Linked DNA regions of Homo sapiens: regions 1, 2 and 3 are each linked to region 4. Evidence: read pairs that join two places in POLR2A ChIA-PET (ENCODE). Cell type or tissue: GM12878. All regions are shown on one strand.

Region 1 (2,500 bases), 82 kb before region 4:
CACCACCTGTGAGATGCTAGGAGCCAGCCAGGTAGGCACTGGGGAGGATCTGGAGACCTCAGACTCCCCCTCTTTGCCTGGGCTCCCCCCTTGGCCTGTACCCACCTCAAGGCAATGCCCCTGGGGAGGCAAACTTGGTGGACCCACAAGTCAAGGTGATTCTGGTCACGTCACAGGGAATGGGAAGCAAAGAATATGAAGCGGTGGAGGTGGGGGCGGGGGTGGGACTGAGATGGAGAAATGGTTACACCTGGCCTCCAGGACATGAGACTCACACCAGGCTCACTGGATGATGCAGGGGTGCATAGGGCATCTCCCAAGACAGACCCTTTCCAATCACATAGCTAGTAAGAAAAAGAGCTTGTACTTGAACTCACTTCTGCTTCCTGAAGAATAATAGTGGTAGTAAAAATAATAATAGCAGCACTCGATCAAGTGCTAGTCACTTTGCACGTGTTATCTCATTATCTCATTTAATACCCTGGCAGTGTGCCCAGGCAGCTGATGGCTGAAACATGAACTCGTGTGCCCACCTGCGTGTCCAGGAGCCTGACCCTCTCCTTGGCTCAGGGAAAGGACCCAGGCCTCCTAGGTCAGGCCTATAACTCTAGGCAGCGTCTGAGCTGAAGGGATTTGGGGTATCCCCATTCCCATCCCCTCAATTTTCAGATGGAAGCTGAAGGGGAAAGACTTGATCAAGGGGACACTGTTGTAAGACAGGAGGCCTCAAATCAGAGCCCAGGTCTCAGGAAAAGCAACACTTGGAGTTAGGAAGAGCAAAGAAAATGCATTTCCCTGGCTTACACTTGCTTCACAGGCAAAATGGGAATCATAGCGTCTGCTTGCCTTCATATCACAGAAGCGTTCACAGTGATCAAACAAGGCCACAGATGTGAAAGCAGTCAGGTAATTTCACAGCACCTTTTACACACAGAGTCCCCCTCCATGTGCTAGGTGGGCTTGAGGAGGACCCAGGGGTGGGACGTGTGCAAGTCCCTGCTCTGTTGTAAGAGTCGTGCTCAGCTGCTGACACAGCTTTCATACTGGGCTTTGTTCTGCCTCTACCAGAGGGGTGTGGTTCTCATTCTTCTTCCTTTTTGCAGATGCAGAAACTGAGGCACAGAGAGATGAAGTGACTTTCCCATGATCACGCCATTAATAAAATTTTAACCTAGGTTATGTAGCTACAAGTGCTGATGTTGGAAGCAGAGCTTTTAGCAGAGGAGTTGCTAGAGGTTGTGGGGCCTGGCTTTTGCCTGCAAGAGAGTGAGCCCAGGAGGAGCAGTGCCATGAAAGGGCAGGGCCTGGTGGCCGGGCAACGGCCTTCAGCACTGCTGACGCTACCCTACAAGGCTGCAAGTGCCTCAGCCTTTAACCATGGAGCGTAACACCCGCTGACCCTTGTCTTCCCGCTCTCCTTCTCTGCACCCAGCTCTCAGTTTCCCTACCCAGGGCCTGCTATGTCCTTGTGCTTACCCTCCTCCAGTGCAGGCCCACCCTAGCCCTGCCAAATCCAGCTATTCTCCATCTCAGTCCCACCGTCCCCCATCTCCATTGCTTCACGTTCTTTTCTTCCCATTCCCTGGGATGTGGCCAGAATCACCTTGACTTACGGGTCCATCAGGTTTGCCTCCCCAGGCACATTGCCTTGAGGTGGGTGCAGGCCAAGGGGGAGCCCAGGCAAAGATGGGGAGTCTGGCATCCCCAAGTCTCCTCAGTGCCTACCTGTCTGGCTCCTAGCATCCCATAGGTGGTGGCTCCAATCTGTTTCCCCATTCTTTCCTATTCCTCATTTCAAATGGCTATGCTTGGCCTCTAGGACACGAGACTGGAGTTTTACACACCCCACGTTACTTTCGAAAATCAGATCTTCACAGTACAATAAAGCTGATCTTACTTGCTAACTTCAGCTCTCCTAAAGATATTGCTGAGTATTTGTGGATTAGTTCAACATACACACACACACACACACACACACACACACACACACACAGCTACATATTTGCAAGCTACTTAATACCAGAAAAGAAGGCCTAAGGATCACTGTGTAAGAATTCTGGGTAAATTAATGTTGCAAGAGAATTTTTGTAATAAAATCAGAAAAGACACATGAAAGACTTTGAGAAGAATAGGCGTAGGTTCCAAAGAACCTACACCTATAAGCCATTGTTATATTAATTAACTGTATTAATCACTCATTTTTTCATACCTCACTACTTTCCAGAAAAGATATAAGCAGCTCACAAGGATGTAAAAAATATATGGAGGTATGGAGGGAAGAAAGGACAGAAAAAGGGAAAACATAAAATGGACCCAATAAGTGACTAGAGCTGGGCTCAGTGGCTCACACCTGTAATCTCAGGGACTTGGGAGGCTGAGGCAGGAGGATCACTGGAGGCCAGGAGTTTGAGACCAGCCTGGACAACATAGCAAGACTCCATCCCTACAAAAATAAAAAATCAGCCAGGTACTTTGGTGCACACCTGTAGTCCCACCTGCT
Region 2 (2,500 bases), 260 kb after region 4:
AAAAATTAGCCGGTCCTGGCGTCAGGCACTACTTAGGAGGCTGAGGCAGGAGAATGGCGCGAACCCGGGAGGCGGAGCTTGCAGTGAGCTAAGATCCCACTACTGCACTCTAGCCTGGGCAACAGTGCGAGACTCCGTCTCAAAAAAAAAAAGGGATGTTTCAGAAAGATAAAAGGGTCAAGTAAACAACGAAGGTACTGGAATCAGACCTTCAAAATAGATAAAAACAAAATTTGACGGGATTAAAGGATCTCCTCATCATAGAGAAGTCCACAACCATAATTGGAAGTTTGAATACCTGTCTCAATAATTGACAGAAGTAGTAGATTAAAACTACCAGTAAGGACATAGAAGATCAGAGTAATACTGTATGTAATACCACCCACCTTGACATAATTGGCATTTATAGAACACAAAATCCAATAATTATAGAATATGCATTCTTTTCCAGTATACATTCAGCAAGATAGACCATATATATGGTGGACCATAAAATAAGCTTCAAAAGATTGAAATCTTAGACTTTGTTCTTTGATCATAATAGAATTAGAAATCAATAACAAAAAATCTGGAAAGTTCTCTGATCACAATAGAATTAGAAATCTATAGCAAAAAAAAAAAAATCTGGAAAGTCCCCAAATATTGGGAAATTAAATAATATACTACTAAATTAAAAATTCATTAAACTTTTTTTTGTTACTGCTTGATTAGCTAATTGTTACAGATGATTCTCTGATTTTCTCTCTGTCTCTCTCTCTCTCTTTCTTTCTCTTTGTCTTTCTTTCTTGAGACAGAGTCTTGCTTTGTCACCCAGGTTGGAATGTAGAGGCACAATCATGTCTCACTGTAGCCTTGGCCTCCCAGACTCAGGTCTTTTTTTATCCTCTTAATTTGTTTCAAATGTATATGATGTTGAAAGCAAAAAAAAAGTAATAATGTGTGATTTATATGTAGATGTAATACATATGGCAACTATATCAGAAAGGACTGGGATAGGCAGGTAAATAGAGTCATATGGTTACAAGTTTCTTAACATTTTTCATAAATTGTATGATACTAACTCTAAGTAGAGTTAATATCTACTAGAGCTAATATCTACTCCCATGTATAGTTCCTAAGGTCCCTCCTGCTTCAGCCTCCTGAGTAGCTGGGACCACAGGCGTACATCACTATGGCCAGCTAATTTTTAAATTATTTGTAGAGACAGTGTCTCCCTATATTGCCCAGGCTGGTCTCAAACTCCTGGGCTCAAGTGATCCTCCTGCCTCGGCCTCCCACAGTGCTGGGATTACAGGCATGAGCCACCACACCTGCCCTCTAATATTCTTTTATTAAAAAGAGAGAAAAATACACAAATAGAAGAGATTGTGACATAGAGGTGAAATTCTCTCAGTTTTGTGTGTGTTTTCCTCTTGAGTTTTTCTCCCATATTTAGGAAAAGATGAATTATAAACTCTTTATGTGCAACTTCTTTAAATATAGCATATATGAGTCTCCACTTCGTATATAGTGTCAAGCTGGTACACAAAACAGATTCTCAGAAAATAAACTAAGAAAATATTCCTCAAGTCTCTATAAATACATATTTTATCACATGTGATTGTACTATATCAATCTCATTTTGAATCTCATTTTGAGAGATGCACTTACACTGTTTGGTATGGCGTTTTGTATTACAGGAATGCTTTTCAGGACTAGCAGTTGCTAAGGGAAGGAAATGCTTAAGCTTGTCTGTAAACATTAACTTCAGCATATACACATTAATAATGGCTTCCCCACCTGTAACCAACCTACTTACCTGGCAGGTTTTATTTCCTAGGCTAAGGATTTTTGAGAACTCTATCATAAAACAGCTGAATTATGACCTCCTTTGGTTTTTACAATATGCAAATACAGCTAAATACTCGTTAATATTCTGCATTTAAATTCTTCTTCTTAATAAAGACATGCACTTTATTCCTGCTCCCACGTATGGTTCCTAAGGTCCCAGAGTTCAGACTTCCTTACAATTTTTAATTCTCTTCTATCTTAAACCTTTTGAGAGCTGAGCAATAAGCTTTTCATTTTCTTCAGAATCAGCTCCAGTCTCAGGATTTTGAGGCCATGTCAGTAGAGTAAGAATGTACCCTCCATGTTTTCTATCAAAAATAAAATATTAACTTGTTTAATAGTTTCAGTTTTGCCAGATGAAAATAATTCTGGTGATGGCTGCAAAACAATTTGAATGTACTTAATACCACTGAACTGTACACTTAAGAATGGTAAAGATGGTAAATATTATGTTTTCTATATTTCACCATGATTTTTTAAAAGTTTAAACAAGGCCGGGCATGGTGGCTCACGCCTGTAATCCCAGCACTTTGGGAGGCCGAGACAGGCGGATCACTAGGTCAAGGAGATCAAGACCATCCTGGCTAACACAGTGAAACCCCGTCTCTACTAAAAATACACAAAAATTAGCCAGGCGTGGTGGTGGGTGCCTGTAGTCCCAGCTACTCAG
Region 3 (2,500 bases), 370 kb after region 4:
GCTGCTGCACTCCAACCTGGGCGACAGAGTGAGACCCTGTCTCAAAAAAAAAACAAAAAACAAAAAACAAAAAAAAAACCTCAAACCAAAAAACAGACAAAAAAAAGAATATCACAGGAAATTTGGAGAAGAGAAAAAGGAAAAACATAATTACCCCATTCATCCCTTAATACCATCCCTGAGCTATTCGGTGTGTTTCCCTCCAGAATTTTCCCTGGTATGAGGGGCACGGGCTACTGCTGCGCATCTCCCCTCCGTGGCGCATGGTGGAGGTCATGCTGCTCATGGACACGTCTGCCCTGCTGTCTCCACGTGCTTCCCTCTCCAGGCTCAATAGTACCTCCATATCCAGCAGCTATTGCTATGTAACGATCTAACACTCAACATTCAACGGGTTAAAATAACAAGATTTGGCCGGGTGCGGTGGTTCACGCCTGTAATCCCAGCACTTTGGGAGGCCGAGGCGGGCAGATCACTTGAGGTCAGGAGTTCGAGTCCAGCCTGGACAACATGGTGAAACCCTGTCTCTATTAAAAATACAAAAAAATTAGCCGGGCATGGTGGCACATGCCTGTAATCCCAGCTACTCAGGAGGCTGAGGCAGGAGAATCGCTTGAACCTGGGAGGCAGAGGTTGCAGTGAGCTGAGTTTGAGCCACTGCACTCCAGCCTGGGCAACAGAGCAGTCTCCATCTCAAAAAATTAATTAATTAATTAAAAATTAAAAAAATACAAGATTTATTATTGCCCAAGAGTCTATGGTCAGGGGAACAGTTCTACTGATCTGGGCCTGGCTCAGCTAGTCTTGTTTATGCATCTGTGATCAGTTGCTGGGTCCCCTGGTTGGTCTAAGCTGGCACTGTTCACATGTCTTGGCTGACTGGTCATGGCCTGGGCAACTGGGGTGACCAGGCCACACAGTGTCTCACCCTCCATCACATTCTACTGGTCAAAGCAAGTCGCAAGACCGGCCCAGAGTCAGAGTGGGAGGGACTACAAATTTCAGGGTCAAGGGCATGCATACATGGAAGCCAGTAATCGTAGTGTCAATCACTGCTCTTAATCTACCGTAATCCCTAATTTTCATACCTGCCATTTTTGGTAGCAATACTGTTTTTCATAGATGTACATTTCATAGATTACCATTAAATAAGATGTACCACATTTTAATTTGTTTAAAATTTTTCTCTTATAACACTTGTGTGAACAACTTTGGTGGAACCTTCGCCTTTGAGATCAGGAAAAGCAGCGTTTCCCACTCTCAATCAGAAACCCAAGGTTAAGTGAGAAAATTGAGCCCAAGTGTCCCGAAGGCCCTTTAGAAGCAGCGCCACCTGCAGACCTTCCCGAGTTCCTCACCTGACCGAATTCAAAGGTGTCAGACCAGGAGTCTCAGACCAACTCTGAGTCCAGCTGTTGAAATCACTTTCAGTATCACTTTCCGTCTCTGGGCTTCAGTTTCTCCATCTATAAAACTGCAGGGTTGGACTAGAACAGTCTTTCTCAAATGATGTCACTCTGGTCTAAAAGCCAAAAAGATGCCAGTGACCACCTTCTTGAAAGTATTTTTATTGATTGATTGACTGATTGATTGAGACAGAGTCTTGCTCTGTCGCCCAGGATGGAGTGCAGTGGTGAGATCTCAGCTCACTGCAACCTCTGCCTCTCAGGTTCAAGTGATTCTCATGCCTCAGCCTCCCAAGTAACTGGGATTACAGGCATGTGCCACCACACCTGGCTAATTTTTTGTATTTTTAGTGGAGATGGGATTGCACTGTGTTAACCAGGCTGGTCTTGAATTCCTGACCTCAAATGATTCTCCCACCTTGGCCTCCCAAAGTGCTGGGATTACAGGTGAGAGCCCTCGTGCCTGGCCTATTTATTTTGAGACAGGGTCTCACTGTGTCACCCAGGCTGGAGTGCAGTGGTGCAATCATGGCTCACTGCAGCCTTGACCTCCCTGGGCTCAAGCAATCCTTCCACCTCAGCCTTCCAAGTAGCTGGGGCTATAGGCAAGCACTACTATACCTGGCTAATTTTTTTTTATTCTTTCTGTATTTGTAGAGATGGGGTTTCACCATGTTGCCCAGTCTTGAACTACTTGGCCCAAGCGATCCTTCTGCCTTGGCCTCCCAAACTGTTAGGATTATAGGCGTGAGCAACCACGCCTGGCCTGAAAGTATTTTTAAATGCATAAGAAAAAGACAAAGCAGTTCCATATCATTCTAACTGCTCGGCGGTGATCCACCTTTTAGAAATGGTGTGCTAGGAGCAGGGGTCACGGCGTGAGAGGCTGCCCGTCCGGCACCTACGAGGGCGATGTCAGACTCGGGAATCCAGGCACGGGCAGCACATGAGGCAGCTATCATAACAAGGCTGAGGATGATGGCTGGTCTCTGTTCGGTGTCTTGTCTTGTAATCCCAACATGTATTTGTGACCTCGCTCAATGTTCATTGTCTGTTAAATGCACTACACAAATTTAATTCCCATGGTCTGTGGC
Region 4 (2,500 bases):
CAGGGGCACAGGGAAAGGGCAGGGAAGAAGTCTCCCTAATGGTATTGATACATGTGGAGAGTCAGGCAGTAGACATATACATGGTTAGACTAGACAGAGAGAGAGCTTTGCATATGTGTATACCCACTGCCCTCTCTCTGGAATCTGAGTCCCTCCCTCTCCCCTTCTGTGAACCCTCTGAAGCTTCATTTTAATGCCTTTGTCAGATGGTCAGGGAGACCCAAGAACCAGCTCCAGCTGTGCCAATGTGAACTTCTTGAGTCAGTCCTTTTGTCTCTCTGACCTCAATATCATATTCTGCAAAATGGGTGAAGCTGAAGGTTTAGGCCACCGTCAGGTAGGACCCTGGCTATGAGTGTTTTATAACTGGTAAAGATACCTAGGGGAACCGCTCAGGAAGAGAGCAGGAGGTTATCGTGCTGATGAAAATGATGAGCCTGGAATAGTGGGTGGGGACTCCTCCAAACTCAGAAGCCCATTTCCTGGAAGTCCCTGCTCCTCTCCAAAGAAGCTATCCGGCTCTGAAGCAGTGGTGGGGGGAAGCAGTGGTAGGGGGACGGAGGCAGGGAGCGGTAACAGGAAGAAGAAACTGACTGGGCCAGGAGGAAGGTGACGAAGTGGGACTTGATCTGAGCCTCTACTACCTCAGCCACCTTCCAGGATCTACTGTACCCCCCACTCCCCATTGCTAGCAAGTTGGGGCCCCAGAGCAGGCCTACATTGTGCAAGAAAACAGCTTTGGGCCTCAGAACCGAGAGTGCTTCCAGAGAAGCCAAGGTCTTGCACCTGCTCTGGAAGCTAGACTGGCTGGGGCCCAGCCCCCACTGTGCTGCCAGGGAGATTGAAAATGGGAGGGAGCACTTCCCACGGAGGGGGCGATTGAAGGCCGGACAAGGAGGCACAGACATTAGCGGTTGGCTAACCTGCACCTGAAAGAAGCCGCCTTCTCCACACTGATGCTCAGCCGAGAGACCACCAGGTCTGATGCTATCTCCCCAAGGGCTAGGGCACAACCTCTGGGCCACCGAGCGCTGGGCGGAAGGACACAGTGAGGGCCTGTGGATTTCCACCAGTGAGGAGAGAAGTGCAGGGGCTGGTGCTCCCCATCTGTCCCCACAGTTGCTCCTTGGCTGAGCCAAGGGCTTGCTCACCTCTCAGAGCATTGCCCTAACTGGTTTGTTTTGGGCTTACATTGCAAGATCAGGTCCTCCCCAGAGCCAGGCTGGAGTCCGAGGCAGAAAAGGCTGTGGAGGGCACTGGGGTCACCACAGACTGGAAACCGGTTGGGCGCAGGCCCCAAACCTTGAGGAATCGTTTGGGCTGGGACCAGAACAGGGGGCTCCTCTGCACAGAGCTCCCCACCGCTTTGGTGGATTACTTCAGACTCAGAAAATTGACACAAAGAGAAACTGACCTGCCCGCAGCCAGCCCTGGCTGCCTACACAAGCTTTCCCCTGCTTGCCAGGCCACTCAGCACTGCGTGGCAGACACGGACATGCTCGCCCCGGGAAGCTCACCTTCACTCCAGCCGGGTCTCTGCTGCCTTTGTTAAATAGGGGACCTGCGGCTAGGAAAGCTGGATCCCAGGCTGTTGGGATGGGGGGGAGCGGGGTGGGAGGACCAGGCATGGGGACGGCTCCTAGCCCGGGAGCAACTCCCTGACCTGAAGCCCGCAGAGACCCCGAGCGGCACCCGAGCCGAGGCTGCCGAAGCCTGTCACCTTCCTCCAGCCTGGCTCTGCAGCAAACAGAAAGGAAACGCGATTCGTTCCACTTGGAATTTCCTTGAAATCTCCGAATCTAATCCGGCGTTAACTCACCGTGAGAGGAGCGCTCATCTCACAGGAGGCTGTGGTAATGGGTGAATTGGCAGGATCCCTGCGGGCCAGGCAGCCAGGCCGGCCTTGCCCTCGCCCTAAATGACCCTTCCCGTCTCCTACACACGCTGCGTCTTTCAGAGGCGGGGGTGCCTGCGTGGTAACTAATTGGCTTCCTCTTTCTTTCTTTCTTTTTCGTTTCTTATCCTCTTTTTTTAAAGGGGAGAAGCCATGAGAAAAGGCGTCCTGCAGAGAAGGACCCAATGGGGTCTTTAAGGGTCTCTGTATGAACTGGCCGGCTCCTAAGCAGAAGCTGAACTCAGAAACCGCTACTTCCTTGATTTTTCAAAGCCCCCTCCTCAACTCCAGGACGCCTTTGGAGCCCTAGCCCCGGTGTCCTCGCTTAGCTCTCAACCTCTTCCTCCACACATACAGACACGGGTCAGGGCCCCACTATCCCTCCAAGCGCCAGTCTGGATCAGCCCCATGGCTGAAAAAGGCGCCATCGGAGTAGGGGTGTGGGGCGCTGTCTGAGACTCTGACTGGCCTCTCCCTACAACTTACTGCCCTCCAACTGGCCTGGCCCGGAGCCCTCTACGGGTCCAAGCCAGGGTTCTCCGAAAGAGCTGAAATGTCGCCGCCGGAGCCTTGAAAGGCTGCAGCTCGCTGCCCAAGCTACGCGTT

What was found. Peaks named below come from ENCODE experiments on the same cell type or tissue, not always from the same donor. Only the 100,000 strongest peaks of a DNase experiment are listed, where the experiment ranks them.
Region 1: POLR2A ChIA-PET joins it to region 4 with 5 read pairs; 4 of 35 experiments call an interaction of 5 or more read pairs at or near these places.
Region 2: POLR2A ChIA-PET joins it to region 4 with 7 read pairs; 5 of 35 experiments call an interaction of 5 or more read pairs at or near these places.
Region 3: POLR2A ChIA-PET joins it to region 4 with 5 read pairs; 2 of 35 experiments call an interaction of 5 or more read pairs at or near these places.

What each region holds. Positions count from the first base shown.
Region 1 is chr9:36,941,576-36,944,075 of GRCh38, forward strand. The region is part of intron 6 of PAX5 (paired box 5); the gene reads right to left. Among named protein-coding and RNA genes, the nearest start is that of MIR4476, 49 kb to the left of the region's middle. In GM12878, no CTCF peak of the experiment used is centred here; no DNase peak of the experiment used is centred here.
Region 2 is chr9:37,280,000-37,282,499 of GRCh38, forward strand. The region is part of intron 2 of ZCCHC7 (zinc finger CCHC-type containing 7); the gene reads left to right. Among named protein-coding and RNA genes, the nearest start is that of LINC01627, 110 kb to the right of the region's middle. In GM12878, no CTCF peak of the experiment used is centred here; no DNase peak of the experiment used is centred here; H3K27ac peaks cover 393 bases.
Region 3 is chr9:37,389,565-37,392,064 of GRCh38, forward strand. LINC01627 (long intergenic non-protein coding RNA 1627) reads right to left here. Exons shown (of 3, transcript XR_002956875.2): 2 at 1,359-1,522. The region is part of intron 2 of LOC124902153 (a long non-coding RNA gene); the gene reads left to right. Among named protein-coding and RNA genes, the nearest start is that of LINC01627, 4.0 kb to the right of the region's middle. RefSeq lists enhancers at 1,324-1,593, 1,604-1,653. In GM12878, a CTCF peak has its summit at 1,328 (motif pointing left); a DNase peak (open chromatin) is centred at 1,437; H3K27ac peaks cover 1,287 bases.
Region 4 is chr9:37,023,825-37,026,324 of GRCh38, forward strand. The region is part of intron 1 of PAX5 (paired box 5); the gene reads right to left. Among named protein-coding and RNA genes, the nearest start is that of PAX5, 9.2 kb to the right of the region's middle. RefSeq lists an enhancer at 964-1,233. In GM12878, no CTCF peak of the experiment used is centred here; no DNase peak of the experiment used is centred here; H3K4me3 peaks cover 2,500 bases; H3K27ac peaks cover 2,500 bases.